Regions from separate parts of the Homo sapiens genome. Here region 2 is linked to region 1. The links are chromatin loops, found by intact Hi-C in ENCODE. Cell type or tissue: GM12878. All regions are shown on one strand. Each heading gives the region's core, and the rest is flanking DNA. Links, peaks and the distances in the headings are about the cores only. Region 1 holds the start of MNX1-AS1 (MNX1 antisense RNA 1 (head to head)). Region 2 overlaps DNAJB6 (DnaJ heat shock protein family (Hsp40) member B6).

Region 1 (9,989 bases), core at 1,564-9,563:
CAGCCGGCGGCTCCGAGGACGCGGGGCTGCAGCTGCCGCTAGTCCCGCCGCTCGCCCCGCCGCCGCCGCCGCCACCTCCGGTGCCAGATGCGGCGGCGGCGAGCGACGTGACCAAGGCCAGCGGCGCGCTCTGCGCAGAGGCGGCTCGTGGGGGGTCCACCGCCAGCAGGGCGTCGATGCGGAAATTTTTGGATTTTTCCATCGGCTCGTTTGGGGCTGGCGCTCAGGGCCCGGTGGCGGGCGACGCGGCCGTGTGCGGGCTCGCGGAGTCAGTGCGTGCGGTGCAAGCCCGGGGGCTCGGTATTGTTATGGTGGTTATTTGCCAATAATCAAAGTCGCCGCCGGAAACTCAGCCGAGGGTGACCATGGTCCCGGCGCCTCCTCCGTGCGGGCCCCGCCCCGGGCCGCGCTCGCACAAACTCCCACGCGAGTGCTTCCCCGCGTCCGGGCCCGGGAGCCCGGTTCTTTGCGCTGCAGCCCTCAGGCGACCGCGCGGAGGCCGCTGCCGCCGTGGTGGGGACCCGCGCCCCTCCGCGCACTTGAAGCTCAGCGCGGCTTCCGATTGGCGCGCGCAGCGGGGGCCCGGGGAGGGCCGCGGGCTCCGCCATTGGCCGAGGGGCGCACCTGTCACCGTCCCGGCCGCCCGCCGCCCCGCCCCCGCGCCGCGAGGTCCTAAGCAGCCCGGGCTGTTGCGCGGCGCTGGCGGGCGGGGACACCAACGGGGAGTGGATACTCCGAGGCTCAACCTGGGGCCTCTGCCCGCCCTCCCCTGGGTGCGGAGCCGGACGGCGGGCACTGGCAACCCCCGGGCCCCTGGAGAGCCCCGCGGCGGCCCAAGACCCGCTCCCGAGACACGTGGGCCCCTCCGGACTTGGTTGGTCCCTGGAGCCAGCTGCGCGCGTCCTCTCCGGCCTCCTTGTCGGCGCTGGAGTGGGTCCACGTCTGCCTTGCGGAGCGCGGTGGTTCCACGCTCCTGAGCGCCCACGCTGCGCAGACCTGGCCGCTCTGCGAGGCGACGGCAGCGCACTGAAGACCGTGGTGTTTCCCAAGCCCTCCCTGCTCTCGGGCCTCCAGGGCGCAGCAGGGGAGGGTTTTGTCCCCGTGGCCAAAGCTCTGCAGGTCGAACCTTATCTGCTATGGGAAGGCCCCGCATTTTCAGGTGTGTGTGCGGGGGTGTGGGGGTGTAAACGCGCATGTGAGTGTGAGTTTGGCCTCCACGAATCCTCTCTGGGAGCCCCTGCCCCAGTCAAGGCGGAGACGGTAGATCTGGGCGCTCTGGCCTGCAGAACCCAAGTCGGCTTGCAGACGTCGCCCACGTGCCTGCTCAGTGGAGCGGGTCCTCGGTGACAAGGCTCTTCCTCGCTGCCGAGGGATGCCCATGGGCTTGCGGGAGTCAAGGCCCACACACCTCGGCCCTGAAAAACCCGTGGGGCCCGGCATCCTTCGGAAGCCCTGCCGCTGCGACCCCCGGCCAGTCCCCGGGCAGGAGCGGGGAAAGGCTATGTCTCTCGTGCTGCCGGGGCCTCCTGGGAAGTGGAGAGGAAAGGGCTTCCCGTGAGTGAGCGAGGCACGGAGTGAGCATCCAGGTCTCACCCCTCCCCCACACGCACACTTCAAATATTTACAGTAAAACCACTTCCAAGGGCGTTTTTGAAGCTGAAAGAATCCACACAGGGGTCGGGAAGTCAAGCGGCATCAACACCAGGCTTTGTCAATAGCGCCATTAGACCCAGTTATCTTCCCCAGCAAGCGTGAGAACTGGGAGGGAGTTCCAGGTTCCAGGGCTTGCTATGCAGGTGAGAGGTGAATAAAGGACCGGAAGGGGCTGTGGAGAGGGGAGAGAGCCAAAGAGAAACTCAGTGCCAGGTAAACTTCAAAATTAGCACGCCAGGTTGCTACAAGAGGGATTTTTAAAAAGGCAAATATAGAGACCTTGCCACTTCTCCTCAAAAGGCTTTTGACCTAGGCGAGAGTTGATGACAGTGACTCTGTTGCCATGAGTGGTATCGTTTTCATTATAACACAGGGTAGTTCCCAGATGCACAGGACTGGTTGGAAGGTTAGGAGGATGGCAATGGATGAGTAACTGCAACTTGGAGTAAATGTGATCTGGCTTTGCAGAGCCGACCACTGGTAAAAAGAAATCCCAGGCATTCACATGGAGTTTGTCGTGCCTTTAGATGTCTTTGTGGTGACACAAATGCAGTTCTACCTCTCACTGGAGAGAGGGAAACACGCGCATTTCTTGAACACCTACTATGTGCTATGAGCTTTCTGCAATTCTCATCCGTAATCTTCACTATGACACTAGAAGGAAGATTTTTATCATCTCCGTATCTCCATTTTCTTTTCTTTCTTTTTTTTTTTTGTATTTTTGGTAGAGACGGGGTTTCACCGTGTTAGCGAGGATGGTCTTGATCGCCTGACCTCCTGATCCGCGCGCCTCGGCCTCCCAAAGTGCTGGGATTACAGGAGTCAGCCACCGCGCCAGGCGCCCCCCACTTTTTTTTTTTTTTTTTGAGATGGAGTTTTGTTCTTGTTGCCCGGGCTGGAGTGCAATGCCATGATCATGGCTCACTGCAACCTCCATCTCCCAGGTTCAAGCGATTCTTCTGCCTCAGCCTCCCCAATAGCTGAGATTACAGGCATGTGCCACCAGGCCAGGCTAATTTTTGTGTTTTTAGTAGAGATGGGGTTTCACCATGTTGGTCAGGCTGGTCTCGAACTCCCGACCTCAGGTGATCCACCCACTTCAGCCTCCCAAAGTGCTGGGATTACAGGCATGAGCGACCGTGCCCGGGCTATCATCTCCATTTTCTAGAGTACAAGTTCAGAGAGTTTGGGATCCTTGTTCCCAGCAGACAGTTTGGCCTTAGAGCTGGGAGTGGGACCAGGTCTGATTGCAGAGGCCACACTGTTCCCACCCTGCTGCCCTCAAAGCTTTCAGGTACACCTAGCCCTGAGTCCCCATCCCATCTGTTTCTTTTTGGGGAGGGAAGGATTGTAAAGGAGACCAGAGATTCTTAGCCACCTGTCCCAGGCAGGAAGCCCTAGCTGTGACTCTGCCTCCCCAGGGTAGAGAACACAGCCTTGGCCTCCTCCTCCAGGGGTTTGGCACCAAGGCTGACTTGCCTTTCTCTTCTCATCACCCCCATCTGCTGGGGGCAGATTGCTTGGTCCTGAGGTCAATGATTTAGGGAGCTGGGGGAAGGGAGTGGCTGCAGAAGAAATCTCCCAGGATGGACCTTGGAGAAGATGCTGTTCCTCTCTCCAACCAAAAATACACACTGCCAGGGTGATTTTAGTTGGTGATGGGGTGTGTAGTCTAGACTCATGACATCAGCCATCTCCTTCAACAAAATCACAGTGGGTGTTTTCTGGCTTTTTTTTTTAACTCCTAGAGGAATTAATTTCACCCCTTTTTGTTCTGTAATAACCATGGTCCAAAACCCCTTCACACCCTGTCTCATGTTTCTATTCTGCCTGAGACCTGCTGAGGACACCTCCCTGAAAACACAGACAGGACAACACGTGTGCAGGTCCTTCAGGTGTCTGTACCACCTGTGGGGCTGTGCAAGGCTGTCCGAGGAGGCCTAGCCTAGCAGCCCTGCGTCCTGTCCGGACCGCCCCTCTGGCTGAGGTGCCATTTCAGGAATCTGAAGCTCCTTATCTCGATGGATTTGTTTCTTTGTCTACAGAAGCAGGGGTTGGACCAAATGGACTCTAAGGAGCTATAGGGCCTTAAAATGATCAGATGTTCTGCTTATATTTAAGAATATGTTAATATAAAAAGGAGGTTCTCTGTAAAGCTGCATGGAGAGAGGCAGGTGTGGGGGAGAGAGGGAGCTATCTGGGAAGTGTGGATCTTTGTGTGGTTTACAATGTGTGAGGCGGAGCCTGCTGGGTCTCTTCCTGTTCCCAGTATCTGTATTGATCCAGCCCAGCTGGCTTTGGGGCAGTCTGGAGCTGGGCTTGGGTCTTGGGAAGGGCCACAAAGAGAGATCAAAGGTCTGATCCTAGTAGTGCTACCAAACCTGAGTCTCCAGGTGAGTTTTCTCTCCAGCGGCCCCAGGGGCAGAACTCAGCCCTGGAGAGTTCTCCCTGGAGCTCTTGGTTTCTCAAGACAGGCAGAGAGGGCCTGGTGCACCCTAATCAGCTGGCCCCCACCACAGCTCCTCCCTGCCCAGCGCGGGAGCCTGCTTTCTACAGGCCTCCTGTTAAGGAACTGAAGAGTGCCTGCAGCTGCCCTTCCTTCCACTACTTGGGAAGGAGATGGTGATTTCTACAAACCATCACAAAAGAAAACGCCGTTGTAGTCTGTGTCTGTTTACATCTGGACTTACACACACAACTGGGAACCCGTGAGGACTGGGGAAAAAACCTGTACATTCACATATTCACAAGATGCGAGGCAGGTATCATGCATTTATTTATCATTTAGATATTGCTTTTTTTCCATGTGAAATGGAGCAGTTGCCTGGAAGGGCACTGGGTGGCTGAAGCAGGGGGCAGATCTTGCATTTCCAAAACTGAAGCCCAGGGCCAACAGAGAGGACTTGGCTGCAGAGGGGCCCAGGCACATTAGTCCTGTCCTGCTGAAGCCATGTGGTCTTCGGGGACTCATGCAGTTCCGTTTCAATGTAAACTGTCAAGGCTTTCTTCAGGAAACAGGCATGAAGATGCTGTGTAACTGGCCGGAGGGACCTAAGCACGAGTTTGAGATGGGACTTGCCCCTGGCACAGGAAGTAGCTTAGTTAGGCTGGAGTGGGAGCCCAGAGGGTCAGAGCAGGAACTGCTGGGAGATGCTCCGACCTCCTTCCTGGAGCTCAGAGGGAAGGAGAATCTGTGGAGAGGGCCTAGGCTCACCGGAGCTGGGGACATCTGCTCAGGTCCCCCCACCAACCCCAGCCCCTTCAGAGCAATGGGGGCCAAAGGCATCAAGTCATTCATGCTGTCCTTTGATCTGCTGACCTCCTCTATGGCCCCTGGGAGCTGGGCCTTAAAGGAGTCTGGAAAGGGTAGGCTCAGGATTAGCAACCCAAAGACCTGCAGCTCAAACCCTCAAACCGAGGCGGGGCCTGAGGTGGGCCCAGGTCTGCTGTGTGCTCCGCTCTATGGGTTTTCTCCCTCAGCCCCTCCTCCTCAGCCTCTCCCTGCAACCTGGATTTCCTGTTGCCATTTTAGAGGGCACCCTCACCCCGACTCCTCTCGCATGGCCAGCACCACCCAGGCTGCACTGGCAATGTGAGCCCCCCAGAACACCCCAAGTCACTGGCTTGACCCTCTCCTCTGAGCCCAGCCCTGGCTGCAAACAACCAGCCCCTACCAGGGGGGCTTGGCGAGAAGTTAGGGAGATGCCACAGGATTTAAATTAGTCAAATTCAGTGACCCAGGGGCCTTCTATTTTTGGAAATTTCCTCCAGAGACAAAAATCTCTGCTTCCTTCCAGACCTTGGGCAGCCTCCCAGCTTCCCTGGACCCTGAAGGGAAGGGACAGGCCTGGCCACCCTGGGCTCAGCTTCTGGCCCAGGTCTCCTTCTGACACAAGGTGAAATCCTTTCCAGCCTCTTCGAAGCTTCTTGTGTCATAAAGAGAAACAAACCTTGGGAGGGAAGAGAGGCTCCTTTGAGCCCCTTTCATTGTTTTGGGGGAATAACAACCCTCCACAGAAATGAAAGCCTTCTCTGGAGTCTTTTTCTCTTTGCTACAAACATTTTATTTTGTTTTATTTTATTCCAGATTCACGCAGGGCCCTCTGCAGACTGTTGGCAGAAAAAAGGTAGCCACCAAACACATGCATAAGCTGGACTTTTCCCAGAATGCTGCAGCAGAACTACCCTCCAGATAGACACTAGCCTGCGGGCCACAGTGCTACGTGAGTCTTGCAAAGAGGAGATCTTTATGGCGAGGCTGAGAGCACTGCCTGCATGCTTTACCAGAGCCCAGCCTCCAGCCTCCACGGAAAATGTGTTTTGGAATCAACACTCTTTGCAAAGGCTCCACACTGCTTTCTGGTAGCATTGGCCTGGGCGCCCAGGCACTCCTTTAGAACCCACCTGTTCCCCCCACCCACCCTAGTGGGAGGAGGAGAGGGTTACACTGACAGATACCGGCAGCTCTGCAACCCGGGAACAACGCAGACAACATACAACTCGACAGAGTCACAGAAGGTGGCGTCCATCGCGCCTGGATGGTGACTACTGCCCTGCGGGCTGCTGGGTGGGTGAAACACACAGGGAAGAAGCACAAATACACACACAGATGTGGCTCAGGGACATTTGAATGCTTCAGTGTGTGAATTTTTTAGCGCATTCTGACTCGAAATTATGGCTGAATAGTGGCGCACTAATGTCCAAGTCCATGTTCGATAATGGCAGGAAGTCTGCACTAATTGGTCTATTTAGTAGTTGCTGAGGTGGCAAAAGCTGCAGCTGCTGGTGGCTGAAAGAGAGAGAGAGAGAGAGAGACCTCCTCTTAGGCCACTTCCCAGAGCTGTGGCAGTGGGGGAGGGGGAATTCCCCAGGATGGTGTTTGTGGTCAAGTTCACCTCTGGCAACCCTGCCTAAGCTCTTCTCACAGGTGCACGCATTCAAGTCCTGAAGAGCCCTCCCCGCCCCCAACAGTGTTCATGTCCCGGGCTGGGGGCCCGCCTGGGAGGGGCTCTATATGCCGGTGGGACCTGGCTGCTTTGCCTCGCATTCTCCCCACTCTTCCCCTTCCCAGGGCAGCTTTTCTCCCCGCACCCCATCTCTCTCCCCTTTGCTTTCTAACTGGGTTGGGAAGCTAATCTGCCAAGAGCCCGCTGCTTAGCCGGTGCGGTGGCATGTGCCTGTGGTCCCAGCTACTTGGGAGGCTGGAACAGGAGAATCGCCTGAGCCCAGGGGTAGAGGTGAGGCTGCAGTGAGCTAGGATTGCACCATGGCGCTCCAGCCTGGGCCACAGAGCAAGACTGTCTGAAAAAAAGAACCTGCTGCCCACCTCACCATTTGAACTGGGAATATTTTACCAGAGAGAATGTGGACATGGAGAAGCCACCGTCACACACAGAGTAAGGGTGTGTGGGGTGGGGGCAGATTTAAGATGGACTCTGGACAGTTCCCGAGCCACTAGAGTGCCCATCCCTGCCAGGAGGCCCCAGATGCTCAGGGGTTTCAGCGGCCTTCTGCAGCCTCAGCCAGTGCTTACACCACACCTGGGAGCAGCATGGGCCGCCCTCTGCCTCACCGAGGGGCAAACCGGCTGAGGACCCAGGCACGAAGAGTGTCACCAGCTCTGACCACAAGCCCCGTAGACCAGGGCTGCGTCCATAATCGGGGTTGATGGCATTAGTTATTATATTATAACCTCCTTGTTGCGTGATTCTAGTAATTTATTTTCCCACTTGGCCTTTGACTGGGCTGGGCTCCTCCCAGTGGAACAACAGGGGGTGTCGTGTTTGCAGCAGAAACGCACACTGGGATCCTTTCTTGCAACAGCTGGGCCGGCTGGGTCTTTTCTCTTGTCTTCTGTACACAGGCCCCTCTCCGCTGTTTCTGCAGAGACCGAGGTGGGAGGGAGAAAGACCCTCCAGCCCTCTGCTCCCACCCTCCCCGCAGTCTCCGGGGCCCTGTGCTGCAGGCAAGATAATTTGGCTAATGAACTCGTTAAAGGGCCCCTGGTGACCCGCCCCGGCTTCCCCTCGGCCCATCTGGGAAATTCCATTGAAAGGCTGGAGAAGGTTCCTCAGCCCCGCCGCCTTCTGTCGCTGCTAGAGGCGCGAACCCGGTGACTCTGGGCCCCTTACATTAAAATAATTACCCGGCGGAACAGGTGGCCCACTCCCGGCGCCTGGGTGCATCTGGGCCCCCGGAGCCGCAGCCCGGGAGGAGGGGAGCGGCACGCCCAGGGGAGGGAAGGTCAGGCCCGCTGAGCCGGGAGCCGGGAGGGTAGAGAGGGGCTTTCCTAGGGACAGACGGTCCCGGGGCACCCAGGCCTCCGCGGCCGAGCGGGCTGAGGCCTAAGCAGGGAGGCCGTCGCCTTCAGGCACAGGTAAGCGCAGCCCGCGCACCGCTTGGGACGCACCTGGCCACCTGCGCTGCCACCCAAGCTTGGGGTATGCGGGTGCCCGAGCAGAACCCCGAACTCGCACCGGGCTCCGAGGTTGGAGCAACTCCTAACACTGGGCTCGGAGCTAGGGGCTTGCTGGAGGGGCGCTTGCCGCGCCGGCCCTCGGGGCTCACAGCCGGGCACGCCGGACTGCGGCGAGCGCGTGGGCGAGCGTGTCAGGAGCGTGCGCCCTGGGTGCGCGCGTGCGAGAGCGCACGTGTAGGGTGGCTTCCAGTCCTCCCTTCCCGCCTGAGAAGCGTCCACGCGGAGTTCCAGGCCGGGCGCTGGGGAAGGAGGTCCCGGGGACGCTGCTGAAAAGAGAGCGGCCAGCCCAGGCGCGGGGCCAAGCCTATTGCCAAAAACATATTACCCTGCGACATTCTGTAAATGAGATAATGATCCATAAACCCGGATGATAGATGTGGCGTGCCTGCGATGTCTTCTCTAAATGAGCTGCTCGCATCGACTGCTAATAATGGTGAGTTTATGGAAGCGATTTCAGCGCAAACTGCGAGAGGGTCTTCTTACTCTAATCAGCCTGCCTGAGCTAATGGACGAGGGGGTCAGGCTGAGAGTTATTGACACGCCCGTGCCCTTAACCTGTTTCCCAATAAAGCTGATTAGTTTTTGTCAATTCATCAGCTAACCACTCTTGCTGGAACTGCATCAAAGCCTTATTTGCTCAGGGGAAATCAACAAGTCACAGATCAGCTCCATTAAGGGGCCCGGCCCGGCAAGGACAGTCCTGGAGCCGAGGGACGCCCCGACGGACCTCGGGCCTCCCCCGAGGTTCGCAGAGGGGCTGACAGCGTGGCCCCCCTTAACTCCGAGCACCACGACCCGGATGCACATAACTGTGTCCGGAAACTTCTCTTTCTCTGCAGGTGGAGCAGCGCCTGTGCGGCTCCGCGCTATGGCTCCAAGGCTCCGGCCCTGGCGTCTGGGCTCGGTCGGGGACAGTTTCCACGCGAGGCGGAGCCTAGCTGGAGGTCACAGGGCGGTGGAGAGCGAGGGCATGAGGGAGGGAGCTGGGAACCGCGCAGTGTCCGCGGCCACGAATCTCTCCTACGCGTCCCCATGAGGCGACCTAAGGGGAAGAGTGCAGGACCCTAGGACCCCCCCACCCCGGGCAGCGCGGGCCTGAGCTTGGGGGACAGGCAGAAGGGGATCAAACCCGCACCCAGCGCAGACTCCTACTTGCTCAGTGACTTCGCAAGCTCGTGGGAGGGAGCTGGGCGCGCCCGAGGGCACCTGGGCTGAGGTTCCAGTAGCTGGCTCTACCTGCGCTTCAGGTGAGCGGCTGCAGGAAGGGCCCTCCCAGGTATCCCTCGGCTCCCGCTGGCAGGAGTGAGCCCATCGGCCGCCGCCGGCGGAGGTGACCCCAACGCCCTGGCTCAGGGGCGGGGAAGGAAAATGTGCGTTGTCCCTTTAAGCCCCCGGCCACTGCCACCTCCCGGCCCCATCCCCCTTCAATTTAATTTCATTAAAACAGAGCATGAATATTTCTATTAAACCTAAAATGAAATATGAAGCCATTTAGACTCTGCCTGCACCAATCACCCAGATTTATGACTTTTATTCATCACATCAAGAGCTTGGAAAAATGAATTTTCTTCACCCAGGAAGGAAATAAAACCTCAGGCTTGGTCATTTCCAGAAAGCTGTTAATTTGACCATGTGGTAATTACTTTCACAATTAACTAAAATACAAATCAACTTGACAAATTGGGCTAGTTTATATATTAATTAGCCCCCTTAAATTTATTCATTATGAAAAGACAATTTAAGGGGACCTGCGGTGTCTGTTTTATTGCAATAAATTATTGTTAGGAAATGGGTCTAATAAAATATCTTAATATTTAAGGATATTGTATACGCGGGGGGTATGCTTTATTGACAATTT
Region 2 (9,989 bases), core at 1,295-9,294, 340 kb after region 1:
AGGTCAGGAATTGCCCTATCAAATTTTTTTTTTTTTAATTTTTAAAATTTTTCGTAGAGACAGGGTTTCGCCGTGTTGCCAAGGCTGGTCTTGAACTGCTGGGCTCATGCAGTTTGTCCGCCTCGGGCTCCTAAAGTGTTGAGATTACAGGTGTGAGCTGCCGCACCCGGTCCAGTTTGGTTTCTGTGTCCTTTTGATGTACACTTCGTCTTTTTGAAGTTTTTAAACTTTATTTTGAGGTAGTTTTAGATTTACAGAAAAGTTGTAAAGATAGTACAGGGATTTTCCTGTATACCATTCACCCAACTTCCCTTAATCTTTCTGTAACTGTGGTAACTGTGGTGAATTTCTCAAAAGTAAGCAGTTGACACCGCTACAGTATTGTTAAATGTGGACTTTATTCATATTCCACCTGTTTTTCTGCTAATGTCCTTTTCCTGTTCTAGAAACCATCCGAGGAACCCAGATTGTATTTAGTTGTCATTTACTCTTAGTTACAGGTTGTCTGTCCCGTTGTTTTTCTTGACCGGGGTGTGTGTGTGTGTGTGTGTGTGTGTGTGTGTGTGTATGTATTTTTTTTTGTTTGTTTGTGATAAGTTGGGCCTGGTTAGTGCTTGGATGGGAGATAGGGTCTCGTTCTGTTGCCTGTGCTGGAATGCCGCGGTGCAGTCCTGACTCACTGTAGCCTTGACAACCTTCCTGGCTCAAGTGATCCTCCCACCTCAGCCTCCTGAGTAGCTGGGATGACAGACACATGCCACCATGCACAGCTACTTAAATTTTTTTTTTGTTGCACAGAGTTCTCACTGTGTTTCCCAGGCTGATCTTGAACTCCTGGGCTCAAGCAGTCCTCCTGCCTTGGCCTCCCAAAGTGCTGGAATTATAGGAGTGAGCCACTGCGCCTGGCCTGAGTCTGTGATTTTGGATAGCTTTTTAAATTTTCTTGCTTGATCTAGCATTAGCCAGTATAGTAAATTTTTATTTCAATTTAATTCTGAATTGACCTGTACTTTATAGCTGGTTTTGTCCAGGGCAGGACCACAGATTGTATCTGTTGTGATAATAATCTACACATTTATTCATTTTTGTTTGTTTTTTTCGACTTTTTTGAGATGGAGTTTTGTTCTTGTTGCCCAGGCTGGAGTGCAATGGTGCGATCTCGGCTCACCGCAGCCTCCGCTTCCTGGGTTCAAGCGATTCTCCTGCCTCAGCCTCTTGAGTAGCTGGGATTACAGGCATGCGCTACCACGCCCGGCTAATTTTGTATTTTTAGTAGAGACAAGGTTGCTCCATGTTGATCAGGCTGGTCTCGAACTCCCGACCTCAGGTGATCCACCCACCTTGGCCTCCCAAAGTGCTGGGATTACAGGTGTGAGCCGCTGTGCCCAGCTATTCATTTTTAGTTTTAATTTTTTTTTTAAAAAAATTATTTTCATTTTTTTGGAGACAGGTCTCGCTCTCACCCCAAGCTGGAGTGCTGTGGCACGCTTTCGAACTGGTCTCCAACTCCTGGGCTCAAGGAGTCCTCCCACTTTGGTCTCACAAAGTGCCAGGATTACAGGTGTGTGCCACCGTGCCCAGCCAATATCTGCACATTTATAAGCTGACATCTCTGAGAGCACAGGGCAGGATGAAATTAGAGGCTGCTGTAGGTCAGGGTAAGGGATAATGATGCTGGTGAAGATAAAGAACAGTGAATGAATTTCATTTATTTCAGAGGTAGACTCGGCAGAACTTTGTGATTTATTTGTGTCTGTGTGCTGAGTGTAGTGACGTTGGCGAAGGTGAACATTTCACAGGCACCTCGGAGCTCAAGGTAGAATTTACTAGAAAATGACCAGGTATGTAGGAGGTGGGGAGGATTAAGAGTTAAATTTTGGTCGTGTTCTATTTAGGATGTCTGCTGGACATCCAAGTGGCTGTGTCAAGTAGTCATCTGTCTATTTGTGTCTGAAGTGCCCAGGAGAGGCCTGAGCTTGGAGCTTACATCTGGGACTCATTGCTAAGTAAATTATATTTATGTAATGGGAAAGGATGAAAACCCACATGTAGGATGAGAGTTGGCCTTGAGCCTTTAGCGTTCCCGTAGTTTCTTTTATTTATTTATTTATTTATTTTGAGATGGAGTCTCACTGTCGTCCAGGTTGGAGTGCAGTGGCGCGGGCGCGATCTCGGCTCACTGCAGGCTCCGCCTCCCGGGGTTCACGCCGTTCTCCTGCCTCACCATCCCGAGTAGCTGGGACTACAGGCACCCGCCACCTCTCTTGGCTAATTTTTTGTATTTTTAGTAGAGATGGAGTTTCACCGTGTTAGCCAGGATGGTCTTGATCTCCTGACCTCGTGATCTGCCCGCCTCGGCCTCCCAAAGTGGTGGGATTACAGGCGTGAGCCACCGCACCCGGCCAGCATTCCCGTGGTTTCTTCAGCGGGCCAGTGGAGGGGTGAAAGCTGGTGGTGGAAGGCAGATGGAGAGAGAAGTTGGACAAGGAGAGCTGGGAAACGTCTGTGGGTGGTGCTGTGGGTTTTTTACTGACCTTAAATAAGAGCCTCCAGTGGCAGGCAGTGGGGAGCTGCAGCAGGACTGGGGGATGAGTCCAGGCAAGGAAGTGGAGCGGCTAAGGGTAAGCAGTGCAGGAGGAGCGCAGAGGTGAGGGCATCCACTCCAGGGGGTGGCTCTCATACTGCCTTTATGCTTTCCTTGTAGGGTAGCCTTCATTTGGTAAGGAAACTAGCCATTTGATGGAGTGCTGCATGAATACCGAGTGCTGTTAGTGGATGCTGCACGTACATGACAGAGCAGGCTTTCAGTGAGAGTGTTTTTGGTGGTGAAGTAAATCACAGCATTCCCCAGCTGGCCACGCGGCCCTCACCCACACCCACGTTCTCACCTCTGTGCTCACTGCCTCGGGAGGTGTCTTCCTCCCATTCCCACCACCATATGCACAAACACAGGCACACAAGTGCAGATAGAAGATGAGCTGTTTGGACTTGCGAGGGCATGTGTGCTTGGTGTGTGGCACATTGAATGGCCTCTTGCTATATATAGTGCTCAGAGGGGATGATCCAGATGTCTGGCATGGGGAGACTGGTACTGAGATTTCTGCTCTTGTTCTGTTAGTGAGAGTGGATTAGCAGCTTCCCTCTGTTTCTGCTAGGTACTGCCACTGGCATCACTGCCAAAATGCCACCTCAGATCGTTGGCAGCAAACTGGAGCTGGAGTGAAAATAACCTCACGTAGTCACTCAGCCAAGGGAATGAGGGAGACGTGAAGAAACGCTGGCTTTCCTGCTGCTTGTTGCCTGCTCTGTCTTGTGTGCTGTGACTGATGGGCAGGTTTTTAGTTACTGAAAGAAGATTGCGGTGTTCCTACTTACGGGAGTCGACTCCTGTCTTTTCTCTAGAGACTGGTCGGACCTGTGTGGCTTGAATCCTGTATGTTGCCATGTCATTCTAACTACCAGGGAGGAAATCTTTCATAACTAGGGGTTCCTTACCTTGTAACTTATTACATGAAGTCCCTAATATTTTATATTGATTATTTCCAAATGGAGTGGAAAGAACTGTGCAGTGGTATACCCTTAGGCACATTCTCCAATTAATATTTTATCTTTGTTTTATTATGTATCCAGCAAAGCTGATAACGTTAAATTGGAATAATTACAAGAAAATAGGAACAAGTTTTTTTCTAAGTTGTAATTTTAAAAATACTGGGAACAAATCTACTTAAGAAAAAGAACATTTTGATACTCTAAATTCCGTATCTTGTAGTTGGCATATTAAACTTAACACCTAGAATCTTTGCTGTCATGTATTTGAAGATGTACATTTCTTTTCTAAGTTTGATGTTAGTCATTCTGTCGAATTGATAATGTAGTTTATATACATCTAAATAGATCCTGATTTCCATTATAGTTTTTTGTTTTTTTGATGAAAGGACTTCCATAAAAACAAGAGTTTTAGGTCCAGGTTTGGTGGCTCATGCCTGCAGTCCCAGCACTTTGGGAGGCTGAGGTGGGAAGAATCCTTGAGCCCAGGAGTTTGAGACCAAGATCAGCAACAAAGTGAGACCCTGTCTCAATTAAAAAAAAAAACAAAAAACAAAAACCAAGAGTTGAAGTTTCCACAGATGTGTCTTTGTGGCTTTGTGATACTGTTGTCCTTCCTTCCTTCCTTCCTTCCTTCCTTCCTTCCTTCCTTCCTTCCTTCCGTCCTTCCTTCCGTCCTTCCTTCCGTCCTTCCTTCCTTCCTTCCTTCCTTCCTTCCTTCCTCGTTCCGTCGCCCGGGCTGGAGTCCGGTGGCATGGGCTGGAGTCTGGTGGCACGATGTCAGCTCACTGCAGTCTCTGCCTCCTGGGTTCAAGCAATTCTGCTTCAGCCTCCCGAGTAGCTGGGACTACAGGTGTGCACCACGATGCCGGCTAATTTTTGTATTTTTAGTAGAGACAGGATTTCACCATGTTGGCCAGGCTGATCTCGAACTCCTGACCTCAAGTGATCCACCTCCCTCGGCCTCCTAAAGCGCTGGGATTACAGGTGTGAGCCACGCGCCCGGCTGTGCAGATTCTTGATTGTTGTTTTAAAAGAGTAGGTTAGCCAGTCAAATTGAAAGAAGTAAATTGGTTAGGAAACGTCACATCTTAAAGCAGCAGTGTGCGTAGTTCCTCCTTGTGGGACCAGAGGCTACATCCTCCATTAGAGCTGGCAGAAGCAGAATGGGTTTCATTGTACATTTTACTGCCCGGGGAAGTAACAAGGTTGAACCACGTAATCCATAGGGGAACTTAGAGAATGAATCTCTGCTGCTGGTTTTCCACCTTCCATTCGGTAGTGATACTATCTAATTAGTGTGGTCAACAGGGCAATATTGTATTTCTTTGGTAGAGGAATGGATGGGAGCTTGGAACCAGAGGGTAAAGTTAACGCTAACTGCTGTGTAGTCAAAGGTCTTTCTCTCTTGGGAGATGTGTGGGAGGGCTTTTGCTGTTCCCTCGTGTGGGTGACAGAATGGTGGAAGGATGGCTTTCTATTGTTCCCATGTGAAGTTAGTTCAGGGCAGGGACAACGTGTTTGTCCTTGGAGCCCCGTGGTCTTGCCCGATGCCTGGCACAGGAATGCATTGAATGAAAGAGGTAACTGACGTTCCCTGAGCACAGACCGTGTCTAGGAACACATGACAGACTTTGTCAGCTAGTGGTCAAGTGGCACGGAGTCTCTGCCTAGAGTCACCTGTTGTTTAGTTTAGGCTATTATTAGGCTATTTCAGAGCTTTTTTCCCCGTCTCTAGAAGGGTCTTAGGGCATGAATCTGGGAACCAGTTCCCAGACAAGGTCTTGGCCCAGCAGGCTAGTGGTTAGCTCTAGTGGAAGTTCCCTCTGTAGGCCAGTAGGTGCTAAGGTGACACCACCCCTTCCTCCCTCTCCAGACCCATCCCACCACCGTGATTTGCCCATCCCCAGCAGCCTCATCACTGACCACCTGTTTTTACTTGCAGGACCCATTCCAACAATCTCGTAAAACATGGTGGATTACTATGAAGTTCTAGGCGTGCAGAGACATGCCTCACCCGAGGATATTAAAAAGGCGTAAGTAGTTTTATTTCTGTGGTAATGCATTTTCACAGTGGTACATTGGTAATTGAGTAGTATAACTTCTTCTATTGCCTATGAAAATGGCTTTTAATGTAGTATACCAGTCTTTGAATGCCACATAGTTTAATTTGACAGAGCAGTTAACGAGCATTTGCAGTCTAGGCCTGGGCTTTGCTCTTCATTAGTCAGTCACTTGGTTTATATCTGAAGTTGATGATTGTTTCACTGAGGATGTGAGATAATCCCAAACATCTTTTACATTGGACTTTGAAAATGGAGCTGACTTGGCATTCTTGAGTGCCCCTTTGGAAGGCAGGGGCCCAGAGTACATAGCACTCAAATTTTCTTGTTGTGATTGTTGGGCTCCGGCCTATGCCACTGGAGTCCCTTCTGATTCATATGAAAGTTCGAGAACTGCAGCGCTGCCTGTGGTACCTGCATCTGTGTGACCAGGGCCTGGCCATTGTGAGGAGGGCAGTTCAGCCACAGAAGGCTCTCACGGTAACCTTAGTCTGTTTAATTAATGAGGTGTTAACTGTGAATGTAGAGTATACAGCAAAGACGTCATGAAACAGATTGTTAGATTTTAACATAGCTAGAGAGCAGTTAGCCTGGAATAGTTGGAACCAACTTAAAAAAATTGTTAATAAATAATGGAGTGTCTATACTGCTAGACTTAGTGGGTCTGAAGATAGAATTAACTTTTTTGGGGGCCAAATAGTTCATTTTGCTTAATTTTTAAATTTTAATAAAAATACAGAGTCTCAATATGTTGCTCAGGCTGGTCTCAAACTCCTGGGCTCAAGCGATTCTCTTGCCTTGGCCTCCCAGATTGCTGCGGTTATATTTGTGAGCCACTGTGTGTAGCTGAGATAGTTCATTTTAAAATGCTAAATTACGGCCAGGCAAGTGGCTCACACCTCTAATCCTAGCACTTCGAGAGGCCTAGGTGGGAGGGTCACTGGAGCCCAGGGGTTTGAGACCAGCCTGGGCAACAAAATGAGATACTGTCTTGACCAAAAAAAAATAGTTGGGTGTGGTGGCACATGCCTGTAGTCCCAACTGCTCCAGAGGCTGAGGCAGGAGAATTGCTTGAGCCCAGGAGGTTGAGGCTGCAGTGAGCTATGTTCGTGCCACTGTGTTCCAGCTTGGGCAACCAAGCCGAGACCCTGTCTCAAAAAAGCCAAGTCAGGATGGCTGACGTTGCCTGAAGGTTATTTGAAACCTCTGCCGAGGAACCTAGTAGAAGCAGTCTACTGAGGAGAGGTCAGGCAGGCCCTGATGCTGTCACTAGTAGAGTGAGGTTTCCCACACTGTGAGGAAGCCTGTGCTGCACACTTGAGGCTCACACTATTCTTATCAGTAATGTTAACAGCCAGGCATACTTGACAGATTATAAGACGAAGACAGTTGGGAATACCTTACTCCTCTCGAATAAGTTAATGGATGTATTAGTCTGTTTTTACGCTGCTGATAAAGACGTACCTGAGACTGGGAAGAAAAGGAGGTTTAATTTGACTTACAGTTCCACATGGCTGGGGAGGTCTTACAATCATGGAGGAGGGCGAAAGACACTTCTTACATGGCGACAGCAAGAGAATGAGGAAGAAGCAAAAGCGGAAACCCCTTATAAACCCATCAGGTCTTGTGAGGCTTATTATCAGGAGAATAGCACGGGAAAGACTAGTCCCCATGATTCAGTTACCTCCCCCTGGGTCCCTCGCATAACACCTGGGAGTTCTGGGAGTTACAACTCAAGTTGAGATTTGGGTGGGGACATAGCCAGCCCTTATCAATGGATAAGCATAATATGTGTACAGTGCTTTCAGTAATGATGGAAATTACATACCTTTATGATAGAGGTCATTAGAGAGTAGATTGGTTTTAGTTGTTTCTGAGAACATACAGGTTGCTGAGTGTCTCTAGCATGACGTTGAAGTAGGAATTTAGAAAAGGCTGTTACCTTTAAAAGCAGTGAGATTTCCTGCACTCCTGAGTGTACAGTTGTATAAATGCTGACTTTTAAAAATGAGCAGAATGATAGCTATGGGGGCGTGCTGTTAGTCTATCTTGTGTACCCTTGGCTTTGTGTGTTGACAGTTTTTGATTGAAGACTTAAAGGTCTGTGGCTGCCACCTGTTCTGCATCTCTCCTGAGATACCAGACTCTTCCTGGGTTTGAGTCACACACCATGGGCCTTCCTTCCTTGGTGCTGAAGTACTGGTGTGCAGGTCCAACAGATCTGAAGGTCAACATTCAAAGTCATTTGGCACTGTTTACACTTGCATATCGTGTTGTATTACACCTTGATTTTTAAATATTTTAGTAGTGTATGACTGGGGCATACACAGTTGAATCTTGTCCTGCATTCTCATCCATTGCCAAGTTTTCATATGAACACTAGATGATAGGTAGTACTGCACACTAATCATTTTTTCTCTTTTGTCTTTTGTATGGTCTGTTATTTTTGACTGAGGATTTCTGGCACATTTAGGGTTATTTGATCCACTGCTACACGTTTTTTTTTTTTTTTGAGACGGTGTCTCGCTATGTCACCCAGGCTGGAGTTCAATGGCGTGATCTCGGCTCACTGCAACCTCTGCCTCCCAGGTTCAGGCGATTCTCCTGCCTTAGCCTCCCGAGTAGGTGGAACTGCAGGCGCCTGCCATGATGCCCAGCTAATTTTTATATTTTTAATAGAGACGGGGTTTCACCATGTTGGCCAGGATGGTCTCGATCTCTTGACCTCGTGATCTGCCTGCCTCAGCCTCCCAAAGTGCTGAGATTACAGGCATGAGCCACTGCGCCCGGCTGCTACATGTTTGTTTAGGTCCACAGTGACATAAATTACTGTTAAGTATTCTGGACTCCAGCTTTAATCAGATTTTAGTATGGTTAAGCCAAGGTTTTGTTGAACATGTTGTAAGTTAAATTGAGCCACAACAGCTTTACAGTAATAACTTGCCTAGTGTTAAAAGCACTGTCAGATTAGTATACTAGTCTGAAATTTTGAGGGGTATGCTGCTTCTCTTTTTTAACGTTACCCTCCTTTTGAATATATGCTGCTTAGGTTTTGCTAATTAGACTAGAGGATTTTTTTGTATTCATTCATTCATTCATTCATTCATTCATGCATTCATGTTGAGCCGGAGGCTCGCTCTGTCACCTAGCCTGGAGTTCAGTGGCACGATGTTGGCTCACTGCAACCTCTTTCTCCTGGGTTCAAGCAATTCTTCTGTCTCAGCCTCCTGAGTAGCTGGGATTACAGGTGCGTGCCTTCATGTCCGGCTTTTTGTATTTTTAGTAGAGATGGGGTTTTGCCATGTTGGCCAGGTTGGTCTCGAACTCCTGACCTCAGGTGATCCACCCACCTCGGCCTGCCAGAGTGCTGGGATTACAGGTGTGAGCCGCTGCACCCGGCCTTTTTTTTTGTATTTAAATAGCGTGCAATTATTTGGTCAGTTGGAACTCTGCAACAGAATATGACCTTGGTCATAGAATCTTTGTAGAAGTCAGTGTTTTAACTCTGTTTAGATCTTGAATCTGGCACAGAGGGTGTTTGAAAGATTCTGAGATCCTGGCCTGTTGGGTGGCAGGTGATTCACCTTTGGCACACAGATGAGCTAGGTAGTGGGGCTGGCTGAGGAAGTAGGGTCCTGGGAATCAGAACATGGAAGGATATGAATGGTGATGTTGGATCTTGCTGCTCAGTGACCCAGGCCTTTTTTTCCCTTTTTAAAAATTTTTTGAGACGGAGTTTCGCTCTTGTTGCCCAGGCTGGAGTGCAATGGTGCGATCTCGGCTCACCACAACCTCTGCCTCCCAGGTTCCAGTGATTCTCCTGCCGCAGCCTCCTGAGTAGCTGGGATTACAGTCAAGTACCACAATGCCCGGCTAATTTTGTATTTTTAGTAGCGTTGGGGTTTCTCCATGTTGGCCAGGCTGGTCTCGAACTTCTGACCTCAGGTGATCTGCCCACCTCCCAAAGTGCTGGGATTACAGGCATGAGCCACCACGCCTGGCCTTTCTCCTTTACTTCACATACTTGCTCAGTCTTGTCACTGTCAGTCCACGTTGTGGACACTGTGATCTTTATTTTTCTATCTCTAGAGGTTCGTTTGTATTATGCTATCAGGATTTTTATTCTAAAACTTACTTTAATGAGTATTTTTACAATTTTAATTTTGAGACAGTCTTGTTCTGTCGCCCAGGCTGGACTGCAGTGGTGTGATCATAGCTCACTGTAGCCTTGAACTCCTGGCCTCAAGCAGTTGTCACGCCTCAGCCTCTGGAGTAGCTGGGTCTATCTGTGGCTGCACGCCACTACGCCTGGCTATCTGGATTTTAGAACTTTGTGTATTTCATTGTAGAGGAAAGGGAGGTTTTACAGTTAAAACCAGT

The links. Peaks named below come from ENCODE experiments on the same cell type or tissue, not always from the same donor. Only the 100,000 strongest peaks of a DNase experiment are listed, where the experiment ranks them.
Region 2: a loop joins it to region 1, with 2.2 times the contacts of the local background. A loop is called at or near these places in 1 of 110 quality-filtered maps.

Annotation. Positions count from the first base shown.
Region 1 is chr7:157,010,149-157,020,137 of GRCh38, forward strand. MNX1-AS1 (MNX1 antisense RNA 1 (head to head)) reads left to right here and starts at 709. Exons shown (of 2, transcript NR_038835.1): 1 at 709-1,159; 2 at 5,741-6,276. It overlaps MNX1 (motor neuron and pancreas homeobox 1), which reads right to left and starts at 515. Exons shown (of 3, transcript NM_005515.4): 1 at 1-515. The coding sequence starts at 202. RefSeq lists a silencer at 317-926 and enhancers at 6,601-6,710, 6,761-6,850, 6,861-6,940, 6,971-7,020, 7,251-7,410. In GM12878, for the core only: no CTCF peak of the experiment used is centred there; a DNase peak (open chromatin) is centred at 6,473; H3K4me3 peaks cover 1,218 bases; H3K27me3 peaks cover 697 bases.
Region 2 is chr7:157,353,056-157,363,044 of GRCh38, forward strand. DNAJB6 (DnaJ heat shock protein family (Hsp40) member B6) reads left to right here. Exons shown (of 10, transcript NM_058246.4): 2 at 5,492-5,582. The coding sequence starts at 5,518. Among named protein-coding and RNA genes, the nearest start is that of DNAJB6, 21 kb to the left of the region's middle. RefSeq lists an enhancer at 4,720-4,769. In GM12878, for the core only: no CTCF peak of the experiment used is centred there; a DNase peak (open chromatin) is centred at 4,666; H3K27ac peaks cover 1,205 bases.